Regions from separate parts of the Mus musculus genome. Here region 1 is linked to region 2. Evidence: chromatin loops called from intact Hi-C (ENCODE). Cell type or tissue: left cerebral cortex. All regions are shown on one strand. Links, peaks and the distances in the headings refer to the core of each region. The heading gives the core; the rest is flanking DNA.

Region 1 (8,331 bases), core at 126-8,125, 830 kb before region 2:
GTTAAATGAGAATTAAAAACATATTACCCACCCAAATGTCCAAATATTAATTATTATTCTCTCCAAGGTACCAATTACTGCAAAGAAACCCTATAATTTCTGTGGTCCTGTCAATGAGCTACGCATTTCTGTGTGCTCTTCTGATGACCAGGAAAAAAAAAATCCTGTGGTTTCAAGTGTCCCCTGGTTATGTTTTTGTAAAAGCAATCTATTTTTCAGGATGACACCATCAAGGGCAGAAAATGCATACTGGGTGCTTGAAAGCCAGCCTTTAAACAGATTAACATAAGTATCCTTGCCAGGGGAATGTTAGCCAGCAAGACTGAGTGCGCTATTAAACTTTGGCAGACAGAATCAAGACTTTGCAAAAGCAACCTGTATATTGTGATGTCAAGGCTTATAAACAGGTGCTCAGGAGGGAAGAGTTCATACTGAGCATGGAATGCTGAGTACAGTATATTAAGTTTACAAGGAAAATGCATCCCTTGACAGAATGCCTCAAGTTTTGGCTAACGCATGTTAAGCATTGAAGGCTTATCAGGCTGCCACATCAGTCTTAGTGTGTGTGTGCCTGTGGCACCTAACAAGTCATCAAGGAAGAGATTCTTCAATATGCCTATGGGCAAGCAAAGCGTGCTTGCATCCGTCCTCTGTGAGGCCATCATGCTAAGAGGGAGGTAATGGTACAGAAACTTGCATGGAGAACTGCAGCAGATCAGCTCTGTGCACACAGATAAGAGCAGAAAGCACTATCAGGTAACAGGACAAATTGTTCCTGTCAGCCAGGGCAAGCTCCTGAGAGGAATTTGAGATCTGAGCATCCTGAAAGATGAACAAACATAGTGACTATTAAAATGCTCCAGGGAAACACAAGGCGACACATTTTAGAGCTTCTCTCTCCAATTTGTTGCTCTCTGCTTTGACCCTCGGAGGACACAGAATCTAAAAGAATTAGCCTTGTTTTACTAAAATCTTTTCTTTTCAGGGACTTGTGTTTCCCCTCTGATTTTCAAACCCTAGCTAATACACTATTTTGATTTTTGAAAGTTCTACCTCTGGGCAGCAATGCTTAAATAGATAATTGAAAACCACAGAAAAAGCCCAGTGGGGGAACTCTTCAGTTAACCCTCTTCATAAACTGTGCTTGCGACTCTTTATTCCCCATTCAGAGGGCATGCCTTTGTAGACTCATCAATTAGCAGTGCCTCTAAAATGTTTTAAATTAAAGACTTTTGCATTTACATAGTCAATTTCTGCCAAAAATCTCAAAACTGCCCCTCTTCCTCCTCCTCCTCCTCATTATGAACTTTTATTCCTCACCAGACTTCCTGTCCCTCACCCCTGATTAGGCCATGTGCAGCATGTTCCACTCAAAGGATAGCCAAGAAACTAGGTGTCTTCCTTAAAGATGTCCATTTGTCAGCAAGGAGCCTGAAGTCTGCCTGATTCTGCATGTGTCCTTGGTAAAGCAGACCTTAACTTTCTCCTCATCCCTGTCTACAACTACTGCTAAGAGAAGGGATAGAACCAGGCTGTGGGGTAAAGAAAAAAGGAATCTGTTATTTGGGCTGGAAACCAGACAGATGGGAGAACCAGAGACTCTCCTCACCAGGCTAACCTCAGTTATGTTTTTTTGAATGAGTAAACAATGAAAAGTCTGAAACTCGAAGCCATTCTCAAGGATTCCGAGAAACAGAAGCAGACGAACGTAAGCTGAACAATTCCATTTAAAAGGGTTTTGTCCTAAAGTATTTAGTAGAATTAACATACTCCAATGAGTCTATGATGCTTTCAGACAACCCTCCTCCAGCTGTGCCGTTTCACTTGGATGTACCCATGCCCACACCTACTTTGGAAGGTTTCAGGGACATACCTGTTTCATTGTCTACCCTGCACACTTTAAGGCAGGATGAGATTCTGCAGCCGTGTACGGTTTTTAAAATGTGCTTGAACCTAATTCATTTAGCAAGGCTGTTGCAGAAAAGAGCACTTTAGACCCGTGGTTCCCAACCTTCCTAACTCTGTGGCCCTTTAATATGCTACAGTGACCTCCCAACCATAAAATCATTTTTGTTGCTACTTCATCACTGTAATTTAGCTACTGTTATGAACTGTAATGTAAATATGTAACATGCAGGATATCTGATATGTGACCCCTGTGGAAAGGTCATTCAATCCCCAAGGGGGTTGAGACCCACGGGCTTTAGACTCAGCACTATGGCCACGCCCCTACACATCTCTGGAATCCTTTCTTCCCAGGAAATGAAAATGCCAGCCTGCTTCCTGGTAGCAGTGAGCATCCTGGCTTCATCATGCCCTGTCCTGGTGTCAGGGATGCGCAGTTTCCACTTCTTTAATTTTGAACCTGGGCTGCCGAAGACTGCTGTAGAGCAGGCTCAGGAATCACATTCAGTAGGAACCTCCATGCCGCATTTCCTTCTGTATCCACCTACATCCCGGGCAGGCAGCAATGAAAGTCAGATATGCTCCCTTTATAAGATTCCAAGCTGGTCTAGGAACCCTTCTGTCATGTTATTAAACAAATATGTGAGAGTGGAGAGACAGAGCCAAGACAGGACAGCAGGGGTAGGATGGACAGATGAGCCACACGTGTATTAGGAGTGATAGATAGCGCCAGCCTTTATCTGCGAAGGAAATGAAGGGGCAGAGTTTTGGGGGAAAAAAGGAGATTTGGAACTTGGAATGTGGCCCAGCTGCTAAAGTGCTTGCCCGGCACCCAAAAAGCCTTGGGTTTGATTCCCAACAATGCATGTATTAGATGAGATAGGAGAATCAGAAGTTCAAGGTCATTTTTGGCTCCATAGACAAGTAAATAACAGCCTGGGACACATAAGACCTACGAGAAAAGAGCAAAGAAAGAGGCCGGATCCCTGCTTACTACCACTGAAGCCCAGAGGAGCCTCTCGGAGAAAGCGCTTTATCACAGGCAGAAAGCCAGGATGCCCTCCAAGGAGCCGGAGCGCCCTTCACACAGAGAACTCATTCCCTGCTAGTATCCGCAGGCCTGGAAGGTGGCAGCAAATCCAGCCATTAAAGAACGTGCAGCCTGCCCGCCGGGATGCGTGGGTGCCCCACCCAGAGCCTTTGTCCAACTGCTGCCATCCTGCCTGTCAGTCATTCCGGGAAGTAGGCCTGCCTGAACAGCAGAAATTCTTCCCCTTGTGTGTGTGAAAAAAACAAAAAACAAAAAACAAAACAAAACCAACCAAACAAACAAACAAAAAAACCAAGAGGCCATTTGGGGGTACACTGTTCCCTTTCAGTGGAGATGGCATGACGCTCTTTCCCGTTCTTCAGTTACCCTAAGAGCACACTTTAGCATCTAATCTCTTTTCTAAGAGTCAGGGCTTAACATTAACTTCACAAATCACTATATAGGTACAGATGAACTAGAGAGTAGTAAAGTGACCGTGACAGGCTTGCCAGATCCCTGGACCAGATGCCTAGGGACAAAGGCAGGTGACCGTTTACTTTATTTTTGCTAGAAGAACCCAAAACTACACAGAAGGGAATGGCAGTCCTGGAGGTGATATCCTGCCACTAATACAATTCGTCATTCGGTCCTGAGAGCTAAGCTCCGGGCAGCGGGTGCTCAAGCCCCGCTTACAGGATGGCCTGAGCACTAGAGAAACAGTCTTTCTGGACACGTTGGCTAGTTCCCATCTCTCCATCTCCTCATATAGGGGAACTTTGAGAACGCCCAACTTCATGGCTTGTGAGGAAGGTACAGATCACCATTTCCGCTAGATGGCGATATTTCCCCTAATCCATCCGCTTCAAGACACCCAATTTATAAAATAAATACAATCCAACGCCTTCCGAAACCACACCACATAATAACAGCACACAGGCTCCCATTAAAGTTCCAGTCTCAGGAAACTGACTCCCTCGTCGAGAAAATCTAATGCAACTACTCTAGTAAGATGCAATCAAGAGTTGCATCCAAGTGTCATTCATATTTGCACCGGTCCCCCAATACACCTGTCCCTCTACCCCTAGTTAACACTCAGGGATGAGCCATGGCTCAAGTCAGGCGCTGAGTCCTCGTGGTGCCTTGCCTTCCTCTTAGGAACGTCGGACCTTTTGGGACCCTTGCCCCTTAGCCACCACCCCAAGTCTAGCACACCGGACGCTCCTAAGCAAGGGTCACTCACACTGTACAATGTACAATGCCGACGGCCCCGGGGCAGGTGCGTTCATTTCCAGCTTCTGCAACCCGGGCCTGGGTTAAGTGAGAGAATCCGGTTTCACCGTGGGTCAGCGGGGTGATCAGATCTGTCAAGAGCTCTGTGGGTCAGGGGGGCTCTCGCCTCCGGAAGAGGTGGCCGCGCAGGAGAGAGAGCTCCAGGCGGTACACAGTGGGTGGGACAGGCGCCGGGTCTGCCCAGCCACGCGCAGCGCCTACTGCCCTCATGGCAGCATCTTAGGGGGCTGGGGGAAAAGAAAAAACACCAAACCACAAAACTTTCCTGCTGCCAAGTGCGAAGGCGAGTCATCCGAGGCAAAACCCTAAGTGTGTGAGATGAGACACCGGGTTGGGGGAGCCACTAATCAGTGAGGCGGCGGAGCGCAAGTGTCCGCAGCGCCTTGGGGACCTCAGGACCCCGTGCCCCCGCTGTCCGCGCTTACCTTGGCGGCTGCATGAGCCCCTCCAGCCCGCGGGGGGTTGGCGCTGGCGGGGCTGCGCGCGAAGACTAGGTGTAGGGCGGTCGCTCGTGGGCCCCTGGGTGAGGTGGGAGGGGCCCGGCTGGCGCTGGTCCCCGCAGCTCAGCGGACTCAGTAGCGACCCGGGGCGCTCCGCCTGCTCCCCGGCTGCATGCCTGCGAGCGCCTGGAGGAGCGAGCCTCAGGAGCGGCCGGCTGGCCAGTGCTTCCCGGGCGCAGGGCTCGGGCGGCGTAGCTTGCAGTTCCGAGACGCCTGCAGAGTAGGGCGGCCCGGGCTAACCTGCTGCCTCGCCCGGCCTGTCGCCGCCACCGCCACCGCTGAGCGCGGCGTCGCGAGGTTCGTTTGCGCGCGGCAGGGAGGGGGCGGGCCGGGCACCCCGGGAGCGGGCGGGGGGGCGAGCGCGGGCGGAGCGGAGCAGAGGGAGGGGGAGGGGTGGGGTCTGGGCTCCAAAGGCCCCGCCCCGCCGCGGTCCCACCCTTGCTGATCCGCGCTAGTGGGTGTGTGAGGACGTAGGGGGTGAGCCTGCAGAAAGCGCACACTCTCCCTGCGGGCTCGCGATCCCAGGGTTCGAGCAGCAAGTGCAGCGACCCTCCCTTCCGCTAACGCATCCAACTTTCTTAACCCTGAGCCAGGTGGCTTGGAGTCCACGTTTTCAACCTGGGAGCCTACGGTGGTTAGAGGTTTCCAATCGTGGATAAATATTGACATCTGCCGAAAGTCACCTTTGTTCTATAGGGATTTTACTCCTATTTAGAATCTTATTGGAAAAAATAAATAATATGTATATTGCATGCACAGTGCGCGAATACACGCAGTCTGGAGTAAACAGACTGTCTTGTACTCCCCCACCCCTCCCTCTGCAGTCCAGCTCAGAGGTAACCTCCGGTCACAGCGTCTTCCTCCCCCGCCCCGCACCCTTCTCGCATAGATTGCCAGAGGAAACTCCGGGCTTCTCAAAAGGATTCTTCATGCAGCTCACGCACACAGTGGAGAGCACAGCCAGCCGCCAGCAGCTCATCTCCAGGGTCTCACCCCAACACCACGTATAGGTCTGAAACCCTAGCTGGGGTGTGAAGTCAGCCGGGACACACAGCTCACACTCAAATTATCACTGAACAGTTAGCGCTGCCAGGATATTTTATACAGGGGTTACGACCCGATCTTCTCTTAATCTGAACCAAGCGCTGGAATTTTGATAGGATGAGAACTCTGTATTTAATGAAAAGGTATCGTCCGTATTAAGACCCTCGTCGTTATTTATGCTGTGGTCTTAAGGGATGTGGTTTTGAACTCAATGTTCTGCGTTTATTGGCCAAATGAATTAGACTAGTCTATAACTGAGCTATAAATAAACTCCATGTGCTTTTAGCAGGAAGGGATTGGGCCTTGCAGTTGGCCCCGTTTCTAAAATTAGCCTCGACCTTGGACAAATCTTTTAGGTCTGCTGAGCCTCAGTTTCCTTGTCTATAAATAAGGGAGTTGTACAAGAAAGTGTGTGTGTGTGTTTACATTTCCTTTTTGTACTCTATCATCCTCTGCTTGGGGACACTCCTCCAACCCTGTCCCCAATTCTCAAATCCCAGGTGTTGTTTTCCCTAGCTCTGACATCAATCTGTAATTATACCTTTATTTGTGGCCTTCTCATCATACTCAAGAGATCAGGAACCACCTTGGGGTCATCATGCCATCCTCAGCACCCAGGAGAGCCTGGTGTATAGCAGAGGCACAATAATTGTTATCACTTGGGTCATTTTCTTCCTCCTCCCCCTTGGGTTTTGGTTGTTTTGTTTTGTTTTGTTTTAACACTTTGCAGTCTTAGTCGTTTATTTCCTTTTTGTACATTAGGCCACGAATCTACATGCAATGGGCTCCAAAATCTCCGGCTCTTTTCCGTAGTCCTCACAAAGAGTGCTTCTCTGGATGGCACAGGCTGGCCCTTCAGCTGAGCCCAGGTGCCCTTCTCCTTAGCTTCCGTTTTCTTCTGATCGTTCTCCTTCACCCGCTTCAGGAGTTGTCTCTGCTCTTTGAGTGCTTGATGTGCTCAATCCGCACATTGATCCTCTCGGCCAACATCTTGCCCTTAACTTGCTTGTTTACAATTATGCCCATGGCATGCTAGTGACATTGTAGACTCTCCTGGGTTTGCTGTGGTAACACTTATGGGGCATTTCTTTTTGATCAGTGCACATTCCCTTGATGTCTACAATATCACCCTTCTTGTAGATTTGCATGTATGTGGCCAAAGGAACAACTCCATGTTTCCTAAAAGGCCTAGAGAACATGTACCCAGTGACTCTCCTCTTTCCCTTTGTGTTCGCCATTTTGGCGAGTTACTGGAAGATGGCAGCTGCCATGGCCGACCTCCCTCCACCCCCTGGGTTTTTAAAATGCTCTTTGGACATGACCAACATTTCACAATTCAAAAGCCATTGTTAGAAAGTAGCTGATAGGTTTTTTTCCCTCATTTTGGGGTATAAACAGTCCACTTCCTAGACCAAGAGGGATTGATCTCAGCTCAACCTTGGGTCAGTGGCGGAAGCCAGAGTGATTTACCTTGATGAGCATGGGGGGGTGAAGACAAGGACTATTAATGCCACTTGTTCCATACTCAGTTGTCACGGAACTCTCTGCACAGGCAGCTGAAATACTCCCATAAGCACTGACTTTAAATAAGGCCATGGGGTGTGTTGAGTGTGTCTATAACAACCATGCATGGCTTCAAGAACCATCTAGAAACATTCCTAATCTAAAACTCCACGGAACTTTTGTTTTTCTTTCAACTCTAAATTCCTTAGGAACAGGAAGCAGGCTAAAATGAGTTTAAGACCGTTTCGTTTGTTTGAAATACAGCGGTAGCAAACTAGGACGTGGAAGCCACAGGTATATCTATAGCAGGTTTTCTTCCTCCTTCCTCCCTTCCTCCTCCTCCCACCTTTTAGTTTATCTGTGTAGCCCGGCTGTCTTGGATTTTGCTCTATGCAGCAGGCTAGTCTCGAACGCAGAGATTTGCATACTTCTGCCTCCTGAGTGCAAGGATTAAAGGCGTGTGCCACCACACCCGACCCCAGTTTCTCTTCTGATGTGTAGAGTAGTAGAGGGTGAGTTAAAAACCTGGTTTCATAGAGAGACAACTGGAGCTTCTACTCCTTCCCGGCCACTCTTTCCTTCTTTTTGTGAGAAGAAAATCTTCTTGCTCGCAGCGGCGGCGAGGCCGATCGCCAGGCTGCCAGTCGCTGCAGCGGTTAGGTGCGAGAAGAGTCAAGGGCTGGCGAGAAGTGTCCTGCGTTGGCGCAACCGGGAGGCGGCTCTCCTCCGAGCACCACGCCCGCGGGCGGGAAAGCTGGCGGAGCTCCCGGGGTGTGGAGCAATTTGCTGTTTCTGTCTGTTTCAAATGAGTGGTGGCACCTGCTGGGGGAGAAGGCAACCTCAGGAAGTGAATTCAAGATGAGTCGAGGAAAGATTCCTTCTTGCCTGATTGACAAAACAGGCACATGGCGGGGCTGTCTCTTCCGGGTTGGAATACCCCCGCTTAGCCTATCCTTTTTGATAAATTCAAGTATAGAGTTGTAAAAGTGTAGCTCGGAACTCAGAGTATCGAGTCAGAACCCTGCCAAAACCCTGGGGAAGAGAGCCACCCGGGCTCAC
Region 2 (8,331 bases), core at 97-8,096:
GATGACCCATCACTTTACAGAGAAGCAAGCCATACCTCAGCACAGTTAAGAGAATGACTGTGATTGAGCTGCTAAGAGCTATAAACTATACTGTTTAAATCTGAATCCCAGTCCTTAACTTGGGCTCATTAGAATGCAGAGACTAGTTCAATGTCAAAGCAAAGGGTCTACAGTGTGAGAGACTGCTGTACCTGGCCAGCACAGAAGAAAGCCTGTTCGATGGCTGGTCTGTTCAATGTTTGAAACAAATTGGAATGGAACAGTGAGTTGTTGTAATTCAAACAAAGCCAGTGAAATTTTCTTCTGGGCCATTTTAATTGTGAAGTTGTGATTTTTATCCCCCTGGAATGGCTGTTTGAATCATGAACGGAGAAAATGTGCAGGTTGTTGGTCATTCCTGTGGGAAAACTGGTCAGAAAAAAAAGAGTGAGCATGTTGTGGGCATGCATGATTGAAATGATGGAGATGCTGTTGTGTCTCTTCATCTACGACCTTTGAAGAATGGACCACATCTCAGTCCTAGGAGCTGACTTCAATTCTTTGAGATATTTTAGAGATTTCGAGTTCTGTTACTTAAAGCTTATCTTCTTAATACATCCCCAAGTTTATTGGCTTGACCTTTCCTGTTCAGGTTTTCTTATATCTCATCTTATTGTAATAATTTTTGGTTTATTATGAAATTAAGTAAAGGGTCTTCTTCGGTTTGTTACTTCATTTACTTTTGGGTTCAGACAGACCTGGTTGAGATTCCATTTCCGAACACCTGGATAAAAACTTGTACAAATACTGTGTACCCTGAGACTGGCTTTCTCAATGTGGTTAGTGGAAAAAATAACAGCTACTTAGTAGGATTGTCAACAAGAACTACAAAAAAAGGGGGTGGGGCTTGGAGAGATGATTCAGCAATAAAGAATGCTTCTCTTTTAAAGGATGGAGTTTGGAAGCATTTGTGTTGGGCAGTCACAGTCACCTGTCAGTATAGTTTCCCAGGGTCCAAAAGATCTGACATCATCTTCTAGTCGCCAAAGGCACCCCCTACAGAAATGGCTTTTGTACCCATATGCATATGCATTATATATATATAATTCTAAAAGATAAGAATAAGAATAGTATGCTAAGAGCACATAGTATAGCATTTGATGCAAGGAAGAGTTTCAGTACATGGTAGAAATTAATATTAATATTAGAGATTATTTTTCCAGTTTGAAGTTATCCTTCGGAATTTTGCTTCTAGAGAAATTAGCCTATTGTCCCAATTCACAAGCACTAGGTACATGAAGACTAACAAAATGCTTTTTTCTGTACGTACATTCCAGAACTTTTTGTTGGAAATATTTATTTTTTCATATAATATTTCATTATGTTTTCCCTCCCCCATCTCCTCCCAGATCCTTCCGACTTCCCTACCCACCCTAATCCACAGATTTCCTTTCTCTCTCTCATTAGAATACAAACAGGCATCTAAAATAATAATGATGAAATAAGATAAAAGAAAAATAAATAAACCAGACAGGACAAACCAAATAGGAAAAAAGACCCAACGATAAAGCACAGGGAACACATGCAGACTTTGCGGCACGTGCCTTTGTACATGTGAAACCTATAAAAGCAAAATAGAAGCCATGATATGTATGTGAAAGATCTCCAAAAAGAAAACAAACAAACAAACAAACAAAAACAAAAAGAAAAGAAAAGGAGAAAAAAAAAGAAATAAAGAAACCCTCCAAAAATACGATTGAGTTTTATGGAGTTGAACATCTTCCACTGGGCATGGGATGTACCCTTAAGAAAACCCTTAAGAGTGGCTTGAGAATGGGTGGGTAGGGAAGTGGGGGGGAGGGTATGGGGGACTTTTGGGATAGCATTGGAAATGTCATTGAGGAAAATACATAATAATAATAATAATAATAATAATAATAATAATAATAATAGTAATAATAAAAAGAGTGGCTTGATTCCCAATGAGACACCATTGGAGCAAACTTAACTTTTCCTATGTGAGCAGTGATCAATTGGACATAGCTTCTGGGAAAGGGGCTTGTGTAGGAAACTAATGAAATTTTAATTCGTAGTTTATTTCCTCTATTCAAAAACCCTTACTCTCATCAGGACTTGGAATTTTTAAGATAAACATCCCTGACTGCCCTTTGTTCTTCACCGTGTGATCACCCTTGGTTGGCTCACCGCCAAGCTGAGAGGTTATTTGCTTGTGAGAGGCAGCAGCTGCCAGGGACAACTCAGATGCTCCCTCTCCTGAGGAAGGCAGCAAGGATCTGTGAAAAGTGTTAATTGCTCCTGAACCTTGTCATCTTCTGAGTGTGGCTGAGCCAATGTAAGGAGACAGCATCAGCAAACAGCGGTGAAAATGGGTCCTGGAGAGGAGAGGGAAGATCTTCAGCCTTGGCCTACTATCTCCTCTTTGCTCTCAATCCTAGACCAATTACCCCTCTACACATCTCCACTGCTGGGTTCATTCATATATGGATTCAATTTCATTGACTTTGTTTATCTCCCATCTGTTTGACATATCTCTCAAGATGATTTACTTCCTTTGAAATGTTTATTTAAAACCATTTCCCCAGCTAGATGGAACCGTTCTTTGGTACAATCCTCTGGTGAGGTTAAAAATATGGCTTGCATGTCTGTTTATGGTAGTTTATAGATCTGCTTTGCTGAGCCCAACAGATGCCAGCATGGCCCATAAATTTATGCAAGGACCAATTACCGAGTGGGACGGACCAAGATGGCTGCTGACAGGGCCCTGGGAACCTTCCTCACCATGATCTGCTGCGTGACCTGGGACAATTTTACTTAATCTTTGTGAGCTTTGAGGGTCTCATGCCTTAATATGCTTTGGGGATTAAGAAGTCTCCCAGGTTATTCTGAGCTGCCACTACTGACTGGTTTGGTGAGTGCTGATAAAGGTAGAGCTGAGATGATACTGACAATGTTGCTGGTGAGTCCTGTTCCTTGGAAGCCTGGCAAGACTTTAGAGGATTCCTGTCCACTTAGCTCATGGATAGTAGCATCTTCCTTTTGGATTCTCCCATGATCTTTCCTGTAGCTGCTCTGCATCCTGTGTACTATATCTTTGGTGGTCCTGCATGCCAGGAGCCTTTGCAGCTGATGGTGCCCCTGTGAGATTCTGAAACTCGGATCAGAGGCTTGCTTTTGCTTTGATTTTTCAAACACCATTAGTTCTTGAATTCTGACCTGAAACATGGTGCAACAGGGCCTTCCTAAGACACATAGGCAAGCTTCTGCCTGAGTAGGGAAAGGAAACTGACTTAGAAAGCCCATGCAAATTCCTCTGTTGCTTCCTAGGACACAGAGCAGCCCCTGATGTCTGGTCCAAGAAGAAACTGGGCTGAACTTTCTTCCTTCCATCTCCATCTATACTGCATTCCCTACATTCACTTTCAGAGAGAGAGAGAGAGAGAGAGAGAGAGAGAGAGAGAGAGAGAGAAAGGGAGAGAAACAGAGATAGACACAGGTAGAGAGAGATACAGAGAGAGAGACAGGGAGAAAGAAGGAGAGAGACAGAGACAAACAGAGACAGTGAGATAGACAGAGGGGGAGAAAGAGACAGAGAGAGGGAGAGAGACAGAGGGAGAGATAGACAGGAAGAAACAGAGACTAAGAGGGAAAGAGAGAAAGACTGAGACCAGAGAGATGAAGAGAGAGGGAGTGAGAGACAGAGAGACAGACAGAGGAAGAGAAAGAGATAGAGACAGAGAGGCAGAGAGAGAAAGATGGACAGAGAGAAAGAGACAGACACAGAGAGAGGGAGAGACAGAAGGAGAGAGAGAAAGAGACATAGAGACAAAGACATAGAGAGGGAGAGAGGGGGAGAGAGAGACAGAGAGGCAAACAAAGACAGAGAGACAGACAGAGGGAAGGAAAGAGACAGAGAGGGACAGAGACAAGCAGACAGACAGAAATAGACATAGGGACAGAGAGGGTGAGAGACAGAGACAGACAACAAGAGGGAGAGGGACAGGGAGAGAGAGAGAGGGAGGGGGAAGGGGAGGGGGAGGGAGAGGGAGGAGGTTCAGAGCTGACTGAGCGTACACTGAGTATCGCTCTCAGAGGAAAGAGGCTAGAACATTGGAACTACTCTTTTTCTGGAGGCGTGTGAAGTAATAGTACCAGTGAATAATCTCTGATTTTCACATTTTAAAGAGTAAACATACTGTGTTTAATCATTTTTAGAATCCAGCCAAAACAATATTCAGAAGACTTGATTTCAGCAGACCCACTAGGAAGCAGATACCGCAGCTCCACCCACAGGTTTCTATTTTTCTCTACTGAAGACGGAGCTCCCCGTTTGCTTTCGGATGGCAGTGAACAGTTTTGTGTGTCCGGCCACATCTTGCTAACCGCAGCCTTCTTTCCTAAGCTCATTATTTGCTAATGATTTTCTTGGCCACAAAACTCATAAAAATCCCCTGAGCTACCTTTTTTTTTTCTTTTTCTTTTTTCCTTTTTGAAATACTCGTGGGATGGTTGCTCCATTTGTTCAGCATCTGTGCTGGACAACATCTGGGGTGTGAGGAAATTCCACGGCTTGCAGTATGACGCGGAAAAAACAAAATTACTTTTTCATGCACTTCAGAGGAGACTGGAGAGCATCCTTCTGACCAAACAGGCCCTTTGTTCTCCTCCCACAAGTGGTTCTCATTAAAAATGTCATCTCCCTAATAAATTGCCTTACTGCCCTTGCAGCTGGGCCTATTGTTTTCGTGGCTTTGTGCTCACAAGGACTCTCCCAGGGAACAGAAAGCAAGAGAAAACATGGGATGCTTTCCCTACCCTGTCTGCTCAGGATGTCTTCTTTTACCCTTTGTAGGTGGATGGCAACTTGTCTATCACTGGGGCTTTAGAATTCCCCTAATATTCACTATTTGGCCAATTGTCCCCGATCATGTGCTGTCACAGCTTAAAGAGTGCATGGTGGCCATTCCTGTCTGTGGATGCAAAGTGAAAAGTGAGAGTTTGGGGACTATATCCTCGTGGTTTGTATTTTTGCATGGAAATATCCAGTGTCCCGCATTTATTCCCTGACACAAGAAAATATGACACTGTTTTAGGGAAGGTAAGAAATGAAGATACTATATATGAAAACAGGAATTGGGGGAGTGGGTTTGCCTGTATGTCTCTGTGTGTAGGCGGAGGGCTGTCTAAGGATTCTCTTTAGGAGCCACACAACGGTTAAACATCTCCCCAGAACATTCAACTCCAATTATAGCTGAGACCCAAGAATTGCAAAAAATTTAATAGTTTGGGGTTCATATATTTGATCAGAATTAATCTTAACAATCAAGGGGGCTTGTAGTGTGTGTGTGTGTGTGTGTGTGTGTGTGTGTGCTTATCAATTTATTTTCCCACCTTACTAACTACCTCCTATTTTCTCAACTCCCCACAAACCTCTATCCACTAGCTCAGCTGGGGCTTTGCTCATCCAAACTCTTTTTCCCAGTTACTCAGTGTACCTTCCACATGTGACAGGAAATTAAAATTAAAGACCTCCTGACTTGGAGGGAGAGAGAGAGAGAGAGAGAGAGAGGGAGGGAGAGAGAGGGAGAATGAGTTGTTTTGCAGTGAGGTTTCTTTTATGATCTACAGGCTTCTTATGACTTATTTAGAACTTGGGGGGAGGGGGAGATACAATAGTCTAGTGGATAGGATTGGCACTTTGTCTCAAGCTGGATGGCTGGGCTAATTTAAGATGTAAGTTTCCACAATTTTCTTTATACCAAACATTAACATACACTGAAATTAATACCTCTCCCCCTCCAGGACCCTTTTGCAGAAAAGCAGAAGTCATTGAGGCCAAGGCTGACAAACAACTTGGCTAGTCGATTGTGTCTTATGCCAGGGCATCTGTTTGAAGATATCCTTTTCAGTCATCCCTCCTGCCTGGTCGGCCATCTCAGAGGCTCTGTGCAAACTTCTAGAGGGAGGAGGGTACCTGGGTCACCCCATCAGCCATCTACCAAAAGCCCTACAAATTCACAGACAAATCTCTAGCCAGACCCATCAAAACCTGTCTCCAGGCTGAAGCTCTGAGAATATGTGTGTGTGGAACATTTTCTTTTTAAATGCTTACACATGTTGCAGTCATTGAAAGCCCAAGTCACAAGGACAACAGAGGTACAGCATCTTTTCCTCACTTACACAACCAAGGGAGGCATTACATCAGACTTGCTGATTAAGACAGACCATAATGCATGAATCAGAGTTACTGCATGGATCAGAGTTTCCAAGGGAGACAGGTGGGGAAAGGCTTTTGTATCAAATCATAGACAAAAAAAAAAAAAAAAAAAAAAAAAAAAAAAAAAAAAAGAAAGAAAGAAAGAAAAGAAAAGAAAAGCAGAGAAGCAGACACATTGCTATATTTGTTTCTTCACATGCTTTTGTTTAGTCATCAACAAACCCTTAGCCTCTCCTATTAAGCAGATAGCATTTTAGGCTCTGTAGATACAGTCAGTGATGTGAATGGCAAAGGGTCTGTCCAAAGCAAAAAGTCAGTCATGGTAAGTGAGGCAAGCAATCGTGACAGGGAGGAATGGAAGGCCTAGCAATGATGGTCTGCAATGATCCTTGTAAGGAAGACATCTCTCATGAGCTACAGATTTGGCTAAAAGCAATGGGATATATTCTGGGTTCTCTAAGTACTTTGCCATTGATGCAATGTAACAGGGAAAGAACATCAAAACCCATGAACCTCCAGGAGCTGTATGACTAGGAAGATAGGACTTCACTATGAAGAACATCTGTGTATCCTTGGCTGTATGCACATGAGTAATATAGGCCAGGGCAGCCAGTATGCATTGTATGCTGGGGTGGAGGAGAGTGGAGAGGAAGCAAGTTATTTAGGTTTAGAAAATCTCACCCGGGCCTCAATGTGAGCAGGTTTCGGCATAAGGAAACTGGGATGACATGGTTTCCCTTACAAGTTGATGTTCTTGGCAACATCAAAACCAGAACACCATGAGTAGCATGCATGAGCTTCATTTATGTGTGAAGACTGAGGGAGCTTAGGTGGCTTCAGGGGGTCATTAGAGAATGTAAAGGCCCTAGCATGTCCTCTCTGCATTCGGAGTTACTGTGATACAAACACCTATGACCCCAGACTTCTCTTGCCGCTGATTCAGTCACTCTTCCACACCCCCTTTCTGTGATGGACTGAAACCATGAGCCAAGATATAATAAATCTACCTTCCCATAAGTTGTTTCTATCAGGTTTTGGGGTCCTAGCTGCACACACATGACCAATACAGTCCCTCATACACCTCGACTTTAGAGAGAATATTAACCACACTATGCCATAAACCTTGTCTCTTTACTGCTAAAAAAATGTTGATATCTGCATAGTGGGTTCCAAATCAATACTAATCCCTCTCTCTTGAATTACACACATGTACATGTACACAGAACAAATCTCAAACTCTCTAGTATCATGCAAACCTCTCTATCCTATTCTCCATGTTTATATGAAAATTTCAGTTTTCAATCAGCTGGAGACAGAGCTGAGCCCCTGCTACGTGCTTGTTGATTTACATTTGGAAATGGCATGTATTCTAACATCAGAGAATCTTGGGTTGGATACGAGGTACTGGACTTAGTAAACTTAGGTGAGCAGTTTAGTCTTTTGGTGTCTGTGCCGGTCCTTGAATGACTTCTGACCCACTAACCCTGGAGAGGACACAACTGTAGAAGAGTAGGACTGACCGTCCTGCCTCTAGTTCCTTGAATTCTTTTAAGGTTGCTGAAGAGCAACTGTTAAGGCATATGGCATCATTATACAAGTAGGGAATCAGTCCAGAATGGTTACATCATTTCCACACAGCTGTTCTTGCAACGTAGAATTGGGCCTCAATTAACCCCAGTGCTGTGGCTCGTCCATCCAATTAATCACAACGTTAGACTGACTAAGTAAGATTGCGTCTGTAAAGCTATTCCCTGACAGATATCAGCCCCTTCACAAATGCATGTGGTCATGACAATGAAACTTTCTTTATAAAGGGAGATGGTGGATGAGACTTAATCTCTAGGCAGTTTTGCTAACTTCTGGATAGATTGCAGTGAAATGTTAAAAATAATTGTTAAAAATAAAAGTAATGACTTTTCCATCAGTTATCAATAATGGCTCTCTGTAACAATGGATCATAGAACTTCTGAAAATAATCTGCCACTATTATGAGCCCATGCAAGCCCACTTGCTGAATCCCAGTTCCAGCCAGCACCTTCTCAGCTGTTTGGCTTGGGACAAGCAGTCTGCATCCTAATACCTGGGAATCAGAAATGGGGCTTACCGAGCTATACTCC

Evidence for each region. A loop is a pair of places that touch in the nucleus more often than their neighbours do. Peaks named below come from ENCODE experiments on the same cell type or tissue, not always from the same donor. Only the 100,000 strongest peaks of a DNase experiment are listed, where the experiment ranks them.
Region 1: a loop joins it to region 2, with 2.9 times the contacts of the local background. A loop is called at or near these places in 2 of 42 quality-filtered maps.

What each region holds. Positions count from the first base shown.
Region 1 is chr7:73,372,208-73,380,538 of GRCm38, reverse strand. It overlaps Rgma (repulsive guidance molecule family member A), which reads right to left and starts at 5,019. Exons shown (of 4, transcript NM_177740.5): 1 at 4,651-5,019. The coding sequence starts at 4,664. It overlaps A730056A06Rik (RIKEN cDNA A730056A06 gene), which reads left to right and starts at 4,765. Exons shown (of 2, transcript NR_040325.1): 1 at 4,765-5,022. In left cerebral cortex, for the core only: CTCF peaks have their summits at 3,763 (motif pointing right) and 8,058 (motif pointing left); DNase peaks (open chromatin) are centred at 4,979, 5,168, 5,589, 8,011 and 4 more places; H3K4me3 peaks cover 3,989 bases; H3K27ac peaks cover 3,891 bases.
Region 2 is chr7:72,538,016-72,546,346 of GRCm38, reverse strand. No RefSeq gene overlaps it. Among named protein-coding and RNA genes, the nearest start is that of Gm39035, 240 kb to the right of the region's middle. In left cerebral cortex, for the core only: a CTCF peak has its summit at 4,280; DNase peaks (open chromatin) are centred at 2,228, 4,257 and 4,552; H3K4me3 peaks cover 467 bases.